2 separate regions of the Homo sapiens genome follow, and region 1 is linked to region 2. Evidence: chromatin contacts called from ENCODE Hi-C or POLR2A ChIA-PET data. All regions are on one chromosome and are shown on one strand. The core of a region is the stretch at or near the end of the contact, and the rest is flanking DNA. Distances in the headings are between cores, read along the strand shown.

Region 1 (6,194 bases), core at 98-2,597, 41 kb before region 2:
AGGGTGATTGGCCTTGTTTCTTTTTATTTATTGTCTAGAGGCTGCATGTGACAAATTCAAGTCTTTAGGTTCAAACAGATTTTATTTAACTGTATCTCCAGATAAGATTCAAAATAGCTATAGAAAAAAATAGATTGAATGAAAAAGCTGGTAGGATGTTGACAACGACCTAGGATATCTGAAACTGGAAAAAAAAAAAAAAATAGACTGCAAAAGTTTCTTTTCCAGAGACTGGAGACATTTGTTTGGAGTGTGTTAAAAGAAAAATGTAATGACATACACATAAGCTTCGATGAGTAATGATCAGGAGCTGGAATAATTGTGCACAGACTCATTTAAGCCTTACTAATTCAGGGCAGTTCTATTGGTATGGAATTATTTGCATTTGTGTGTTTCCCGAGTTAAAAAAGAATACCCCTGGGTCCTGCTCAGAGCATGGGGAATTAAACACACAGCTCTCATTAACAACACTACGGATTGTACAGTCTGCTGAATTCCCTAAACACTTTACAGAGAGCAAGTGTGTTCTCTGCCAGTGTGCAGCATACAGGAGCGACTTCCTGAGTGGAAAGCTTAGGGGAGTGATATCGCGCCGAGAAGCAAGTGGCCATGTATGAGGTCTGTCACCCTAAAGGTAGCTCTGAAGCCGGATGTTTTCTTGATACAGGACAAAAGGCGATGGTTTGAGCAGGTGAGAGATGACTGGTTCTGTGATCAAGCATGGCATTTTGAGTTTTCTTTTTTATCTTTCATTCCTGATCTAGAGCCTCAGAACTCTTGGGCTCACATAGTGTGAACATGTGGCAGCTGTAGTGTGGCCCCGAAAGAAGCCCCTTTGTGGCAGAGGCAACCACACCATGAAAAGTATTGTCTTTGATGTCAGACAGATTTTGGTCTCTCACTTACCAGCTGATTGACCTTGGAGGTGTTGTTTAGCCTTTAAGCTTGGGTTTCTACCACTGTGAAATGGGTATAAAAAGAGGACTTACCTCCTGGGTTGTGATAAAAATCTATAAGAAATACCTAGTTCATGATAAGCACTCAAGAAATTTTGGCTTAAAAAAAGCACTTAGACTCCAGGGATCAATCCATTTTAGAAGCAATTTCATCAGAACTTGCAGTTGCTATAAATCAATGGGCGATTGCCTAGATTTGGGGTCGAAGACAATTTAATTCCAGCGTCTCCCCTGTTTGCTTTGTGTAGCTCTGAATTCAGGCCATAAAAGGTACATTGACATAAGCCGCCAGCTGTTGCCACCTCCATCTGAATGCCAATGTCCCTCATCTATTGACACAAGAAGAAAGTAAATAAGGTAATGTCCTCGGAATTTTCTTTACACTAAACATGTAATTAGCTACTTACCCATGATGAGTAAAATTTAATTTCAGCTAAGTGAAAAGGAATGCTGATTAGATTTATTTTATTATCTGTTTACTTTCTGGGAAGAGGGCAGCTGGATAAAATCTCCTCTTGAGCAGTATTTTTTACTTCCTGCAGTGCTTACCAGTGAAATATGCTAAACTTGCAGGAACGGCACATATGAATGCAAGCAATCATTTTGTTGGCATTTTCCTTCTTTTTATTTGTTGGAGTGAAGGTAAGCATGGCCGCAGCTTCTGTCCGCTGGAGTGCAAGAAGGGGCAGGAGGGGACCCTGGAAGATAGGCTGAGAAAAGGTGTGCAGGATCATCCCAGCAAAGCTGCCGCGTGGTCGCTGTTTGCAGGAACTCTCCCCTCTGCGCTCTCTGATGTGTGTCTCACTGCTCAGAGAATTTCTCCTCTGGCAGCTCACAGCCCCAGCTGTGGGCCACTTTCGCAGGCTGTCTCTACCCCAGGACTCCTGGATGCTCCAAAGGCATTCCTCCCCAGCCCTCATTTCATCAAGATCCCTTTCCAAAGAGCCCTGTTGTCAGCCAATCACTGTAAGGAAAGACATAGAATAAATTCCTGCGAAGCTTTCAGTCCATGATGGCAGCTTTGTGCATTTCCCACGAATGCAGTATTTTTGTAACGTGGATACTTTGAGGTGTCAGTGTTTTAGTCTTATGAAATGAATCATAATTGGTGAGATTTCAGGAGGGACCTTCTAACTGCCCTTCAGATCAGACCACAAACTCAACCCTAACCTTTCCTTTGCATGGGAGTGGCACCTAGGGGTTCTGGTGCTGAGAGTGAGCTTGGACCAATTCTATGAAGCTCTGGGCTAAAGGTAAGTGGGAGGCAGGTGGGACAGAAGGAAGATAGTCCAGCTAATCTATTTGTGCAAGGAAGCTTTGAGGTAATAAGTTCCAAGTCTTTGGAAGCATTTAAGCAAAGCCTAGAAAGCTTCCTGAGAGGCATTGTAGAGAGGATTCATCCGTTAAGTACAGCAGTCAGCATTGATCCAGGGTGCCAGAATCCACTCTATGTAGTCTAGACTAAGGAGATTTGGGGATTGGTGACACTGGGCAAGGAGGCCATCTGGAGATAAGAATGAACAAGATGTATCTACATACGTAGGGCTGGAGGAACAAAGGGGAAGGTGGTCTTCGAGGGTAGCCAGAAGGTGGTCTTCTGGCTAGTGCTAAAACCCCACGGGGGATACCCAGAGGGACCAATGGCCATGGAGAGGGGCCTTGTCTGGGCCTGGAGCCTCAGAGGAGATGCAGCCTTTGGCGGGGACCTCCTACTGACATTGAAACAGGAGGACCAATGTCCTGGCCTTTCCTTTCCCCTGCCTTTTAGGGTCCAGCCGGTGCTTCCCATGGGCTCTACCAGCCATGAGGCCGTTGGCAAGGCAATCTGGGAAAGAGGTGAAGGCTGGAGGGTGGGCCTCAGAGCAGCCTCCCAGCTGATCTGCACCATGGGCATTTGGACAAGATGAACTCTCAGTTTCCTATCAAATCTGACAAACAAAAACAAAGCCCCTACAATTCTATAGCATCAGTTCCTTCCTAGAAAAAGAGACCACCAAACATCTAGAAAGCAAGCTTACGTATTCCACCCCATTTTCTCAGCGACAGTTGTACATCGCTCACCACCTGGAGCCACTTGATAGACTATTTTCCTTATGTTTTGTTTCAGAGGCTATGATATAAAGGTGGGAATTGTGGATGACTTTTCTCCATTCTCCTTGTCTTCCTCATTTTCTGGTCATAGAATGAGAATGGAAAGATTTTGATAATTGTATTTTTATTCTTAATGAAAATATCATTTTACTAATGTTTAGAGGGCTTGGGAATGGCATTCAAAGTAGTACACTGACAATGCATTGCCCAGCACCGCCAGTAACAGTTGTCCCTGGCGCCTAAGCATGAGGCCTTTCTTGGATCACTTTGGGGTGATACTTGGGGTCTCTGCAGGGTGTCTCTGGAGGGTCATTCTGACCCTGTTAAGATGCTCTGGCCCCTCTTCCTCCTCTCACCATCTCGGCTGTTTGCTGTACCATGGGTGTCCAGGTGCTCTTCTGTTTGTTAATGCAGCCAGCCCGGGTTGGCTTGGCTACTGCCTGGCATGACTTTCTTTAGCCCTGACAATCAGCTGGAGATTAAAGCAGCTCTTCCTTTTAACATGGTGGCAGTGGGCACATTTTCAGAACTGGAGTATGCTTTGCAGAGCTGCCATGAAGCTGCCCACTGCTTTGACTTTGAAAAGAAGTGTGTTTTAACCTTGAAAGTCATTAAGGATGGGAAGTGGGTGCTGGGAAGGCTGTGAGATGTGCAGATTCCTTGGCCCTGTGCGGCTTTGTTGGGTTGTCTCCTGGCCACTCCATTTGTCCCACTTGCGTTGAGACCACAGAAATCAGTCAAGAGGTGGAGGTGGAGGCAATTGGAGGTAACTGAGTTTAACTTTGTGGTCAACACAAAGGTGATCCTGTTCTACTGTTATAATCATAGGATATTTAACTTGAATGGGTATCAGGTGTGATATTTGTGTTTCTTTTTAACAGATAGGCTTACAGCTGAATTAAAATGATCTCAAACATCTGGGACAGTGCTGCCAAATACATGGAAGAGGCCCAGAAAACAAACAATGGGTTTTGTCACCTCCCCTAATGATATCACATTTATTATTTTATAACGTGCTGTCACTTCCTGGTGTGGTTAGGGTTGGATTTAAATGTGTCAACCTGTATTTAAATGTCAGGCAATGAAGTGGCAGATGCATCCCTGTGCTCCCTGCCCCATCCCCACCTCACCTTGATCGCCTTTCCAAAAGCAGAACATAAAGAGTTTGTTTGGACAAGTAGTATAATTATTAATATTTCAACAACACTATATACTTTCCTAGGGCTGAACAGTAAACAGAATTGTGCTAAAAGAAAGAAAGGAACAAAATCTCTTCACCCTAGGAGCAGAAACCTTCCTTTTGTATGCAGGTGCCTCATGTTTTGATGTGCACATTTTTACTGAAGCCCATCCCATTGCTATTACTTTAAACAAGAGCTGCTTCTTTGGCCTACCTCTTGGAAGGTGACCAGACACTCCCTAGGTCAACAAGAGAAGCAAAGCTTGAAGTTATGGTTCAGAGTTTGTGTCTTAGAAATACCAGTTCCTTTTAGTTCATGCATTGACTAAATAATATCGATACATTATGGAAGATAATGTGGTGATTCCTCAAAGACCTAAAAATGGAAATACCATTCAACCCAGCAATCCCATTACTGGGTATATACCCAAAGGAATAGAAATCACTCTAGTATAAAGACGTATGTACGTGTATGTTCATTGCAACACTATTCATAATAGCAAAGACCGGGAATCAACCTAAATGCCCATCAGTGGCATATGGGTTAAAGAAAATGTGGTACATATACGGCATGGAATAGTATGCAGCCATGTAAAGAATGAGATTATGTCCTTTGCAGGAACTTGGATGGAGCTGGAGGCCATTATCCTTAGCAAACTAATGCAAGAACAGAAAACAAGATACCACATGTTCTCATTTATAAGTGGGAGCTAAATGATGAGAACAGATGGACACACAGAGGGGAACAACACACACTATGGCCTATTGGAGGGTGGAGAGTGGGAGGAGGGAGATGCTCAGGAAGAATAACTAATGAATACTAGGCTTAATACCCGAGTGATGAAATAGTCTATAAAACAAACTCCCATGACATGGGTTTACCTATATAACAAGCTTGTACCTGTACCCCTGAACTTAAAATAAAAGCTAAATAAAAAGAAAAGAATAGCTACATCAATTTTGCATTTCATGTACTCTTTTTAAGGGGTATTGACATAATTTCTATATTCCAAATTATTTTAGTTGAATTTTTTTCTACTTGCTTAAATGGCTAAATGAATGATTTAGATGTAATTATAACTACTTATGATTAAATTTAATCTTTTTAGTAAAAATGATGTTGATGTGCACACACACACAAAATAACGTTGATTGTAGCTCCTCATCTATTAAATATTAATTCAGATAATATGTTTCAAATAAATGATTTTTCTATAGCTATTATCAAAATCTTTCTAAAAATATATCACACTTGTACTTGCCTTTTCAAACAAAGGATATGGAACATATCTTAACCTTTTAAAAATAATCTGGGGCAATCATTGTGGTTGTCATTCAATCCAGGGGCTGTATTTCAGAGTGATAACTTCAGGGACTCTGGTTGCCACACCTCTTAAGCTACCCTGTCCACTTGCTGTAGGTATTTCCTTCTTTCTTTGAGCAAATATTTCTTGAGCACTTTCTGTGTTTGAGACAGTGTGGTTACAAATCTATACTCAAAATGATTTCTGCCCTTAGGTGCTGCTGGTTTGGTCAGAGGAGCAGACACAGATAGCATTAGGAGAAATACCTAATGTTAATGACAAGTTAATGGGTGCAGCACACCAACCTGGCACATGTATACATATGTAACAAACCTGCACGTTGTGCACAAGTACCCTAGAACTTAAAGTATATGTGTGTGTATATATATATATATATATATATATATATATATATATATTATATATATAATATATATATAATATATGTATATATTATATACATATAAATCTACATTTAATTCAGTGTTGCAGGTGGGACAAATATGTAATGGGAGGGTCTCCCATGGAGGGGCCATATGGGTTGGGTCTTAAAGGATGAATAGGTGGTTGATGACTAGAGATCCCAGTAAGGACATCCCAGGTCCTGAGTTCAGCATGTGCAAAGGTAGGTGGATGTGAATGCAGAAGGCATTACGGCATCTG
Region 2 (6,891 bases), core at 4,392-6,891:
CTGTTCAGATCCCTACAGCACTTACAATTTCCAGGCATGCTGGCCTGGCTTCCACCTCCCACACTTACACCTCATTGCCTGAAGGTTTTCTCTGGCTACCAGAGCTGTGAGGCCCTGCATGGGGAGGAGGACAGGCCCACTGCAGAACCCAGATGACTCTCCCCTCCTTATGTTATCAACCAATGATTGACAGTACTTGGTAGATAATTATCACAGCTACTTTACCCCATGGGATAGTCTCAGCTTGAGCTGAGATTAAATGGAATGTCTCGAGCTCCTCAGTGGGATTAAGGTCCCATTGCCTGCAGTTGTCACCTGCTCCACAACACACTCCTTATTGGCTTCTTTCCTTCTCTGTCTGATGTGCCCCTTCCCCTGCAAGGCTATGGGCACCTCCCAAATCACTTAATTGTACCCAAATCCTTGTATTAGCATTTGCTTCTGGAGGAATGAAAACCGAGACAGTATTTTGGATCTGGAGGACATAAAATAAACTCTACATGTGAATACTTAGGAACTCCTGATTCAGAAATGTTTCAGAAAACCTTTCTTTAAGTAGGGCAGCATTCCCTCTGTGGAACTGATTGTGGAGGATTTTATCTGGGTGCAGAGGCCTTATAATGGAAAACATTTTTCTTAACTATTGACAGACTTGCCTACTTTTTGGTGAGGTTCTATAGCAGAAGCCACTCGTCCTCCCTGACTCTCCCTGTTGCTGCAAATGGCATCCACCTGGCCTCACCTCAGGACCTGCATCTTTCTCTTTTCCTCTCACTTTTGGAGGTGCTAGGCTGGGCACAGATGCAACCTGGACATGCTGAGTTATCAGGGTTCAGGGAAGTTTGGAGAAATGAGCTCCCTGAGATTGACTGGAGGCAGAGATAGTGTATTAATCTGTTCTCACGCTGCTATAAAGAACTGCCCAAGACTGGGTAATTTATAAAGGAAAGAGATTTAATTGACTCACAGTTCTGTATGGCTGGGGTGGGGTGCCTCAGGAAACTGACAATCATGATGGAAGGGGAAGCAAACACTTTCTTCTTCACATGGCGGCAGGAGAGAGAAATGCAGAGCCAAGGGGGGAAAATCCCCTTATACAACCATCAGATCTCATGAGAACTCACTATCACTATCATGAGAACAGCATGGGGGAAACTGCCTCATGATCTAATTACCTCCCATGAGGTCCCTTCCCAAACACTTGGGGATTACAATTTTGATTACAATTCAAGACAAGATTTGGGTGGGGATACAGAGCCAGACTATATCAGATGGGATTGCAGGAGATAAGTCTGGATAGATTGGAAAGGAGGATGTTGTCTGGCTATGAAGGGCCCTGAGTGACTGGCTGAAGAATTTGGATTTCATTTTGTGTTTAGAGTTGAGCCACGGACAATTTTTAAGAAAGAGTGGTGACAGTGTTCAATAACATTCAATAAGTACTTACCACCTACAATGGACTGGGAATTGTGGACTGTACAGCAGGCTGTGCAGGAAGTTGCTGAGATTCACCTCCTTTAGGAAACTTTTTCTGATTCCCTGTCTTGTCTGTACCCCACTATTCCTTCTAATATAGCACCTCTAGCACTTTAGTGCATTTATGAAATTACTGCCTGTCTCTACCCCTGCTGCCTGTTTTATTCACCCCACATCAAGCTTTGTGTTGTGTATAGTTAGCCACAGTCAAAGGTCTTCTCCCCAGTTTTTTCTAAAACTGACATTAGGCCAATAAGCACATTGAGCTCAGCCTTCAGGGGGGAGAAGTCATAATCCGCCACCATGATTCTTGAGAAGGATGGTCCTCTTAACCAAAGAACATTGAACATCTTTATGCTGATGCCCAAGAGCCTCAGAGAAATGTAAGCACTATTCAGTGGAACTATTCTTGCCTTCCTCCACGAGATAAATGGCTGAGTCACCGTTCTACCCTCTGGTCTAGTGATTCCCAATCTTCTTTGAGTAAGAGGGACTCCATGAAATACTTCACTGCGAAAATTCTCAAACACACACAAAAGTATTAATAGTGAAAATAGTAATAATGAACCCTTATAGACACTTTACTCAGATTCAACATTTATCTAGAATTTTTCATTCTTGTTTCCTCTATTTGTTTTCCAGCCATCATCTCTTCTTTTAAGTTAAATGTACATAGTTTTGGTGGAGACACTGAATTTGAACATGTGTTCTATTCTTAGAGTGCTGGTTCTAGTCTTTGAAGATTTGGCTTGAAGGTTAAAGCATCGTGAAAAATAAAACTACATGTGTAAACCTGCAGTCTTTTTACCCCTTACAGCTTTGACCTTATTACCCTGAGCAATAAGTCTAACCCTTTCTCCTCTGTGTATTGAAACTAAAGAGTAAGTAGTTGATTCCCACTGTTCTTCCCACAAATTTTCAGCAGGGGTAGGGCCAATTCACTCCTTGTTTTAGGCTTAAAACTCCCCCTGAAGTGCAGGGATGAAGGCTGGTGTGTAACTGAAGTCGCTGGATATTGTGTGCATAAGGTGGGAGAGTGAGTTGAATTTCATGGGCTTTTCTGAAGCTTTCTGTCTTAACTAAAAACGTTGGCATTTTCTGGGAAGTTGGCTGTATGCTTATTGAGAAAGAGAGACTTCTCTTCAGTACAGTGTGACATTTCTACAAAAATCAATGATTTAGAAACAGGTATCTGAAATGAAATGTGCAACTTCACTTTCCATTTGTTGGAAATCCTGCTGGGCTGGTTTTGAAATCTTCATACATGTGCGGTATACCTTTAGGGGGTGAAAATTATATTGACTCTGCACTTTGGAACATGTAACAAATATCTTTTGCAATGTGGCAAAAAAATAAAGCAACATCCTAATCCTATATTTCCAAATTGGTTTTGTGCTAGTTATTTAATTTATTGTTTACTTTTGGTACTAGTGTTTGTTTTTTCCTTTTATCTTGGAAGCTTTTTATCTTTATTAGACTCAGTTACCTAATCCAGTAGAAGGGATGGTAATGAACGTGGCACACTGCTACCCTATCCATGTGTCAAGTTGAAACCTGCTATTTGATTATCAGAAGTAGTGAAGCTTATAGGAGCATGATGATGTTTTAAATTTGATTTTTTTTTGAAAATTAAAGAAGCCAGGTACTAAATATCAACACAATGAAGAAGGAGAGGCTCAACCCACTTTGAAATCCAGCCCCCTTCCCCACCAAGGTGCTCAAGAATTTCTGCATCTTCTTTAAAGTCCTTAAAAGGATTAACTTCTAAAGGGACTGATAAAGGAGGAGAGAAAAATAAGAAAGTATAAAAAGACTCTAATAAAAACTCAATACAGGGCTAGCACTTAATTCCATCTCACAATAACAAGAAGAAAGCATAATGGAGATTGAGGAGCAGGGCCATTTACATAATAACTTCCTAGCAACAGCTGTAATGAACAAATACGGGCAGATGAGTCAATTACCTGAGACACTACCTTACATCAGAGCTTAGAGAAAAGGGAAAAAGGAAAGAAACAATTAAATAGCTGAGATTCCCTGAATTTGGGTTATATCATATGTAGTTTCAGACCTAATTGCGTAAAACTAATTAGGCCAAAGAGAATCCACCTGATGAGACAAATATTGTCACCATCCAGGGGCAGGCAGGGGTGAATGGGTGCTTACCTTTCCTGTTAACGGGTGGGCTTGGGCTGGTACCTGTGAATATTCTGGCTTGGCTTGAACATATTTAACGTCAAAATCATCCTCATCCTCCTTCTCCTAATCACCATCACTGCTGTCATCTGTTGAGTGCTCCCTAACTCTCCTACATAATATCTCCTTCAACCTGCATAATATTCCTGTCAAAGTAGATAAGATCATCTCCATGTTACAGATGAGGAATCTGAGGCTGAGAGCAGGAAAATTACCCAAAATCTAATGGTTAATAATTGAAGTGATGATAGTTCATTTTTATTGAGCACGTGGCGGGCACCACGCTAAGTGCTTTGCATGGATTGTCTGAGGTTACTACACTCACTGCAGATGAGGAAACAGAGAGGCAGGGAAGTCAGGTCACCTGCCCAAGACCACACAGCTTCTGAGAGCAAGAACCAGAACTTGAATTCAGGTGGTTGTGTCAGAAGGTGCGAGAATTAGGATTCAAACCTAAATATACTTAATGCAAAGCCCATGCTGGTACCATTGCAACTCCCTGTGGCCATGGGCACTTGCAGGGCAGAGGCAGCCATGCCAGCCAAGGATCGTGTGACTTGTGTTTCTTTACACACACTTCATGGATGTAACAAAAGTATGGTAGTCACACTGTGCTTCTGTCAATTGAATAAGGTGATTCTGAGGCACAGTCATGGAGGATTTGCCTGTATGAGTGTGCATTTGTGTACATATGTGTGTGCGTGCTTCCTTTTCCTGCAGTACTTCAACTGGACAGGATTGCATGCTCCAGAACTTTCTTTCAATATTCCCTTCACTTAGGGAATCTTTGCCCCATTCAGATAACAGACTGCAATCTGGGAAAATACTTCATGCCGCAGCATTAACACCAAAGAATGTATCAAAGGCTTCTCTTTTCTAGAATGGCACACTAACATCTTTTATTAGGTGCAGATGTTTTCTGCGCTTTAAACAAAATGAGCGACTACGTGTAGAAATTCAGCCTCCTTGACAGGGAGTTGGAGGTCTCCTCAGGTGCATTGTGTATGTATGTATGGTGGGACTGAGTGAGGGGGGCTCAGAAAGGATTTTTTTTTTGGGAAAGAGAGAGACGCTTCTTTGCTTCTGAAACTGTCAAACAGACCCAGGTTTCTCGTTCCACCTACATTGTGATCCCCAGGCCTCATCCTTCCTCCCTCTGGGCTAGCAGGAAGATTTAAGGAGGGGCATGGATCTGGGGGAGACGTAGCCGGAGGAAAGTGGGTCAGTAGGCTGAGAGGCAGGGGACGCATCTCGATTCCATTTCCTGGATTGTGCCCTTTGTCAGACTTGCCTACAGACAGAGGGCCTGTGTGTTCCAATTTTGCAGAATTACCTTCCCTGGTTGGAACCCAATCCCCCAACCTCAAGCTCTGCAGACATCTTCCCTGATCAATGTCCTGTCCTCTTTTCTCTGTCAAGTTGTTCCTCCTTCCCGAGCTCTATTGTGATTTGGGGCACCTGAGGAATTAACTATTTCTCTCGTGTCTTTGCCTAACCACAGGTGAATGTCTCGACCCGCTTTTAAGCTGGCTCCGCCCTCTGGACGCGTTCTTTTAAAGGTGGGAGCTCCGACGGAGGGCCCTGATTCCGGCCTCGCTACCAGCTGGGCTGTGTGGGGGAGCGAGGCCTAATAACCCAGGGGGCGCTGGGCGGGAACGGCGTGGATCCCTCGGCCTCGCACACCTGGCTCCTAGTCCTCTCGGCCGGGCCGGTGATCCTCTGGTCGGGGGTGGGGGTGGGGGGGGCTTGCGGCAGCTCACACCTGAGGCCGTTACAAAAGGCCTGCAGCTTAACTCGCTGCAGCTCGGGGGGATGGATTGCCTACTAACTGCAGGCGCCGTGGTGCGCCGAGAAAACAGCGAAAACTGGGCCAGCGGAGGCGGGTGGGCCTCCTTGGAGGAGCGCACCTGGGGTGCGGGAGCGCCTCCTGGCAGCCTTGGCCTCGCCTCCCACGCGTGGACGCGCAGGGCCCAGGACACCGCAGCCGCCTACTCCTTTCTGCAGCCCCGGGGTCTGAAGGTAGTTACGAAGGAAATCTTTTGTAAAATGTTCCTTTTTCCTCCTCTACATTTTCTTTCTCTGTCCCTCAGTAATCCCGGTTCAGGGGTTAGCGTCCCTCACTAATCCCTGGATTTAAAAAACATTCTCCTTTTACACCCAAGCTTCAATTGGTAGAACAGAGAGACAACTGACGTCGCTTTTGTTTTGCCAGCTTTTGTTTCCGGTGCATCAGAAACTTTTTGCACCTGAGACATTATGAGATTGTGCCCCAGCCGGTTTCTAAATTATTTCTAGGTGAAAAAATTTTGCAACCTACCTTTGCAGTAAGAATTCCCCCTACCCCTCCTTTAGAGAAAGTACTTGACAGTGAATAACATCCTATATTTATAGACCAATGATTGCTACATTTCATACCGTGTAGGTTTCCTTCTGAAACCTCAATCACATTTGGTTACTGTGGTAGGGGTTTAAATGTAGCAACTAATGGGCTGTGGCAGCAGGCATTTCCCTACCTCTCCTTTTATTGAACCTTTAAGTGGCAACTGTGCTTCTCTGGGTAAGAGCAAGGCTTTGAGATTGCGTTCCATGGGTTAGCTCGGTTCTTTAGCGAAGATTCAGAGATCCTGAATTGCATCAAGAGATGCATTTGTCGGTCTGGGTTTCAGATAAAAGCATGAAATCTCACTGACTTGCTGAACATTGTGGTTTTGAATCGGGGCTTTGGAGATGAAGCTGTGAAACCTCCCAAACCAAAGTTCCTAACAGAAATCACCAGCTGTGATTTACATATTGGCTTTGCCACAAAGTTTTAGTTCGACTCTGTTTCTGTTGTTATGGTGTCTTATGAATATTTTCTGATATTTAACCCAAAGCCCTCTTGCTGTTTCCAAACTGGTTACCTGAGATAACTGAGGCACTTGTGCTGCTGTTTGGACGGGATTACTTCATGTACTTAAAGGCTGGCCATACTGCAGACTAAATACATCTGGTATCACCCTCTACTAAGTTTTTAAAAAGTCTTTGCTGAATGAAATGCAAAAAGAAAATGCAAACAATGCTTGGGCTTTCCTTTTCTTTTCCAGGCTCTCTTTACAACTCTTGCAAAGATGTCAAGACATATTTCAGTATTCCACCAGCGAGGTTACAGTTTTATTAGTGATGGCCTTGGTTCACACCATAAATGTGAATTTACCATTTTCTGTTGGCTTGACTGACCTG

Evidence for each region. A loop is a pair of places that touch in the nucleus more often than their neighbours do. ChIA-PET counts read pairs that join two places held with the same protein, here RNA polymerase II (POLR2A). Pooled maps may share reads with other maps.
Region 1: a map of endothelial cell of hepatic sinusoid shows a loop between it and region 2 (4-fold over the local background). The contact joins two enhancer-like sites. A Hi-C loop is called at or near these places in 1 of 168 maps with a recorded cell type or tissue (endothelial cell of hepatic sinusoid) and 1 of 50 pooled maps. POLR2A ChIA-PET finds 5 or more read pairs at or near these places in 7 of 52 experiments (B cell, CD4-positive, alpha-beta T cell, CD4-positive, alpha-beta memory T cell and 4 more).

What each region holds. Positions count from the first base shown.
Region 1 is chr6:156,432,849-156,439,042 of GRCh38, reverse strand. No RefSeq gene overlaps it. Among named protein-coding and RNA genes, the nearest start is that of SNORD28B, 57 kb to the right of the region's middle. Within about 2 kb of position 1,347, at least 2 of the 41 ENCODE cell types and tissues checked have a DNase peak (open chromatin) inside an H3K27ac peak, as active enhancers do.
Region 2 is chr6:156,395,706-156,402,596 of GRCh38, reverse strand. No RefSeq gene overlaps it. Among named protein-coding and RNA genes, the nearest start is that of SNORD28B, 20 kb to the right of the region's middle. RefSeq lists enhancers at 5,032-5,561, 5,562-6,092 and a silencer at 6,374-6,423. Within about 2 kb of position 5,641, at least 6 of the 41 ENCODE cell types and tissues checked have a DNase peak (open chromatin) inside an H3K27ac peak, as active enhancers do.